Linked DNA regions of Mus musculus: region 1 is linked to region 2. A link is a contact called in ENCODE POLR2A ChIA-PET data. All regions are on one chromosome and are shown on one strand. Each heading gives the region's core, a stretch centred on a gene start or an enhancer-like site at or near the end of the contact. The rest is flanking DNA. Distances are from core to core; before and after follow the strand shown.

Region 1 (2,711 bases), core at 121-2,620, 230 kb before region 2:
GTTTTTAGAACACAAAGAGCCCTCCTCTTGTACTCACATGAATTTGGATTTCCCCAGCCCCACGGCATCCTTATTTTAAGTTCATTCCTCCTTTGGTGATCCTGTCCCCAAATGTAGTCATATTCTGAGTTACTGAGGAAGAGGCTTGAGATCTGCCCTGTGAACCAGAGAAGGTAAGAGTAGACGAAGCAGCAGCCATGGTAGGGCTGAAGAGAGAAGAGACCCTTTGGAGAAAATAACAGTCCCTAGATATTCGGAGGGAAAGGGGATGGGAGCAGAGAAGCAAGTGGAAGGTCTTATCTTGAAGTTGTCCATTTTACCATGCACAAGAGAGGTAGCCCTGGTTAGCAGACCTGTAGGTACTCTGCTCTGACTTCTTGGACTGAGCAGCGTGGTCCTGGGGTACCTGATGGTCCACCCCTTTGTAAAATCCCAGTGTGTGTTTTCTAGTGAAATCCATAAGTATTTCACTAGAAATGGAAGACCACCATTGAGACCACAAATAGTTCTCGTTATTATCTCATGTGTTACTAACTAGCAAATAACTGTCCAAGAAAAAATGACCACCAGTTGTATGAGCACCTCTACACCACAAGAGGGCAGCAAACTACAATATATAGGCAGCTTATAGGCACCCAAGAGGAGTCTGGCCTATACAGCATCTGAAACTGACAGGGTTCCTCATCACAACCCTCCTTTCCACCCAACACTACAATTTATTTTAAAGCAGAGCTGTACAATACCCAGGCCTGCTACTGGTCATCAGGGTTCAAGGGTCAAACTGTCCTGGCCCCTGCCTTTAGTCATATCTTTCAGCTACAAAGACAGGTAAATTGCCATTTGGTCACTACAAGCCAAAATGGTAGGATAATTAGAACCAAAAGACGAGAACCTAGGCAACTGTACAACAAGAGACATGGAAGCCAGCCCTCTCCCAGGTAAGAGAGGGCCTCTACCTTGTAGCTGCTGCTCAGAAAATGGTTTAATTTGTGTTTTCAAATAAGCTCTCTGCACTTGGGAGGCAGAGGCAGGTGAATTTCTGGGTTCAAGGCCAGCCTGGTCTACAGAGTGAGTTCCAGGACAGCCAGGACTGCACAGAGAAACCCTGTCTCGGGAAAACAAAAAACAAAACAAAACAAAACAAAAAATAAATAAATAAATAAATAAATAAACTCTCTGACTTGCTCCTTGTCACAGCGGGGAAAGTGGGGTATGCATCCCTGTCATCAGAGATGGAGGGTGAGGGAGGCTGGATGGGGTTACCCCTCCCAGACCTCCCGTCTGTCAACATTGCACAAAATCCTCACAGTGTTTAGATTCTGTAGCTATTCTGGGGCAACAGGGAGCTACCCCCACAAACCACAGGTGTCCTGCTCCCTGAGAGGAGTGAGGGCCAGCAGAAATCAGAGGCAACCCAGGTCAGGAATGGAGCAGGGAGGATGTTTGGGCCATCAACAGGACTGGGACAGGTGGGTGTGGTTTATGGGTGTCATTTGTGTGACTCCTTCCACAGCTTAAATGCCACATTCAGACATCCAGGGAGAGTTGAGCCATAGTGAGTTCTGTGTCCCAAGGAGTCAGAAATGTGAAAAGAAAACTCAGGCATCCAGACCTTTGGCAGGGGTGGGAGTGTGGAGCTAAAGAGAGTCCCTCGGGGCATGTTAAATGTGTTTATGTCAACTTCCCCATTCACAAGTCCTGTGGCCCCCAGCCAGATGTCATCCAGATCTAGGGGCAGCCCAAAAGCATTCTGGGTCAGAGGTTGGGAAAACCAACATATCCTAATAACTTTATCCTTCAAATTCTGCTTTTCATCAACCCAATATTAAAATGAAATTGGGTTTTCAGAACCAAAGCTCCTGACTTCTGTACAGAGTCTAGAAAGTAACATGATTAGATTGATAAATAAAACAAGTGTGGATGAGAACTTAACATCATCTCAGATTTAACATCTACTATGCTCTTACCGGCACTTTGTAGATTCTATACAGAACTCAGGAACTTGGGTTCTGAGGTTATAATTTGGTGCCAAGAAGAAAAGAGGTTGGAGGCAGGTACAATGACACACAGCTATATTCCCAGCACTTGGTAAAGCAGGAGGCTCTGGAGTTTCAGGGGTGACCTCAGCCATATAAGGAGTTTGAGGCCAGCCTGGGCTATATGAGACCCTGTCAAATAAAAACAATAGTTTGAGTCTTCTCATCCTAGAAGGCTCAATAGTCACCACTTAGTACCTAGGGCAGGTCCCCAATGCTTTTTTTTTATGCAGGGTGATCTGTCTGCCTGCATATCTACATGCCAGAAGAGGGCATCGGCTCCCTTTATAGATGGTCATAGGCCACCACTATCTGGTTGCTGAGAATTGAACTCAGGACCTCTGGAAGGATTTTTAATTATTTTTCTTTTAATATAAGGAGTGCTCTGTCTGCATGTATACCTACATGCCAGAAGGGGACAGGTCCTGGATTCTCAAAGGTCAGCAGTCTTTCATTAAGTATTTTTAAGAGAAAAATGACCTGCAACAAAGTAGCTGCTTGAAAAATGGCTCAGAGGGGAAAAGCTTGATGTTCAAGCAAGAAGTCCTGAGTTCTTATCTCTCCGGCACCTGTGTAAAAAAAATCCATGGGTTGTGTTACAGACATGTAATGCCAAACCTGGGAAGCAGAAACAAAAAAGGTCCCAAGGGCCTCTGGCAACCAGTCTAGCCAAAA
Region 2 (2,827 bases), core at 109-2,608:
GTTTCTTAGACTACAGAGTATGCTCAAAACCAGCGAAGAGAGCTAAGAACCTGCTTATGATGACAATGACAACAATGATGAAGAGGAGCCAGGTTTGGTAGCATAAGCCTTAAACTCCAGCTCTCTAGAAGAACAGGCAGGCAAAACTCTGAGACCTCAATGCTAGCCTGGTCTACTTAGAAAGATCTAGGGCAATCAGGACTACAAAGTGAAATCCTACAAGCTCTTAAAAAAAAAAAGAGGGGGGACCATATTAAGTAAACACACACACACACACACACACACACACACACACACACACACACGGTCGTACCAAGCTTGTCCAATACTCTGAAGAGAAAAACAAAAATCTGTTTCCTATTCTGTACACATGGCTTTGAAGTGTTTGTCCTAACCCCTATATGCTTTGTTTTGAAACAAGGTCTTCCAATGAAGACTTGATTGGCCTCCAAATCAGAATCTTTCAGATTCACTTTTCTTAAATACTAAGATTTCAGATGTTAGCTGTTATATTACATTGTATACTTAAAACAGTAGCTGAGCAGTCCTTTATTAATTTGAAACTTCCAAGGGTTGAAAACAGGCAATGCGGGCTGGTGAGATGGTTCAGTGGTTAAAAGCACTGACTGCTCTTCCAGAAGTCCTGAGTTCAATTCCCAGCAACCACATAGTGGCTCACAATCATCTGTAATAATAGGATCAGATGCCCTCTTCTGGTGTGTCTGAAGACAGCTACAGTGTATTCATATACATAAAACAAGTAAATAAATCAGAAAGAAAGAAAGAAAGAAAGAAAGAAAGAAAGAAAGAAAGAAAGAAAGAAAGAAAGAAAGAAAGGAAGGAAGGAAGGAAGGAAGGAAGGAAGGAAGGAAGGAAGGAAGGAAGAAAACTGGCAATGCTTTTTTGGTTTGGTTTGTTTCTTTATCGGGACAGGGTTTCTTTGTGTTGCCCCAGCTGTCCTGGAACTCTGTAGACCAAGCTGGCCCTGAACTCAGTGATCCACCTGCCTCTGCCTTCCAAGGCATGCACTATCATTACTCAGAAAAAAATGGCAATTGAAATATCCATAGCAACCATGCACTCTTTGAAAGCAAAGGTGCTTAGCGCTATTTTTTTTTTTTAATGTGCATTGGTTTTGCTTGCACGGATGTCTGTATGAGAGTGTCAGATTCCCTAGAATTGGATTTTCAGACAGTTGTGAGATACTGGGAAATTGAACCAAGGTCATTTGGGAGAGCTTAACCTTTGAGGCATCTCTCCAGCTCCAACTTTTAAAAAAATTTCTGTGTGTGCACGTGCGCGTGTGTTTAGCCCTCTCTAGCCCAGCTGTTTCTCTATGATTTGAGGCCCGGCCCCGCCCCTCTCCTAGGTCGCTCTAGCCCGCATAGGGAGCGGTGAGATGTCATGGCTTCCTTCTAGGCTGCGGGAGGAAGCGGACGGCACCTCTTTTGTAGTGTAATCCGCCATGGAGGTGGCTCGTAAAGCACTTGTGGCAGTTGCAGTGCTAGGCGGGGGAGCTGGCGTGGGTTCTATTCTGTTTGCTCTTGTGACCCCAGGAGAACTACAGAAGCAGTCGATGCTGCAGGTAAAAACAACCGGACTCCCCGAGCTGGGTGTGCGTGGGACGAGCCCCTGTCTTTTCGCCCAGAATGCAAACATCCTTCTTGCCCGCAGGAGATGCCGGAAAGGGACTCGCGGCGCAGGGACGAAGCAGTCAGGACCACGGAACTGGTGATGGCTACCCTGAAGGACGCCGCAGCCACGAAGGAGAACGTGGCCTGGAGGAGAAACTGGACAGTTAGCGGGGATGGCAGGTCAGCATGACACCAGAGCTCGCCCGTGGTCACGGGAACCTGTAAGGCTCCTTTCTTGGTGCTCCGGACATGGAGTCGGGAGATACACCAGGACTCTCTCCAAGTCACTGGGAACTGCGGTTGGGGGAACGCCTTTAAAGAGCACATCGCCTGACAGGGTCGGATGTGTGGAACCAACGGAACTAATAAATGCAGTTCATCCATTAAGTGGATTTCGCAGCTGGACATCTAATGCTTAGAGAGCTGTGAGAGAGCGCAATGTGCGCTGAAGACCTAGGCAACTGCATGCCATCCTACCCCTGAGAGTTCTTAAGTCCAATAAGTTTTCTGACTATTCAAAATAGGTCATATGATCTAAGTTTGCTTCTGCAACTGTTGGGTAAAAGACTTTAGGAAAAAGTCTGGTTTTGTATGTCACAATGTGTGTTGTGTGAATGAAAAATGAAAGTCGGAAGTCACCGAACACTTTGGAAAGACCATCTCTATTTATACACTCTATCCAGCTTGTAGGCAAAACGATTTCACCCACTGAGCCATGTTACCTAGACAAATTCTTCTTTGAGACAGCATCCTTCCTCCACTCCCAAGTGCTGTGGATAAAGGAGTGAAATCCCACGCCCAGCTCCAAGCCACAGTCTTCAAATTAGAGTAGTCCTTGAATATTAGGTTTGCAGTGAATACTAACAGGACTTCTGTCCTTTAAGCAAAGTTGGAGAAGGGTTTCTTGACTGTTCCAATGCCTCCTCTTTACTATTTACTTTGGTTCAAGCCTCTTAAGAGAATCCGACTTACTATTACTGGAACTGCATGTCAATCCAAACATAGCACGACACACACCTATAACCCCAGGACTCAGGGAGGTGAGGTAAGAAGATAGCAATTTTAGCCTGGTGGTGGTGGCACACTCCTTTCACTCTAGACTTTAATCTCAGCACTCAGAGGTGGTGACATAGGCAAATGGATGTCTGTGAGTTCAAGGCCAGCCTGGTCTACAGAGCAGAGTTCCAGGACAG

Evidence for each region. ChIA-PET counts read pairs that join two places held with the same protein, here RNA polymerase II (POLR2A).
Region 1: POLR2A ChIA-PET joins it to region 2 with 14 read pairs in Patski. The contact joins the enhancer-like site here to the promoter of Uqcc3 in region 2. POLR2A ChIA-PET finds 5 or more read pairs at or near these places in 3 of 5 experiments (Patski and embryonic stem cell).

Annotation. Positions count from the first base shown.
Region 1 is chr19:9,108,334-9,111,044 of GRCm38, reverse strand. No RefSeq gene overlaps it. Among named protein-coding and RNA genes, the nearest start is that of Gm41805, 9.9 kb to the right of the region's middle. Within about 2 kb of position 1,370, at least 1 of the 3 ENCODE cell types and tissues checked has a DNase peak (open chromatin) inside an H3K27ac peak, as active enhancers do.
Region 2 is chr19:8,879,464-8,882,290 of GRCm38, reverse strand. It overlaps Uqcc3 (ubiquinol-cytochrome c reductase complex assembly factor 3), which reads left to right and starts at 1,358. Exons shown (of 2, transcript NM_001160356.1): 1 at 1,358-1,585; 2 at 1,675-2,277. The coding sequence starts at 1,466. The coding sequence ends at 1,824.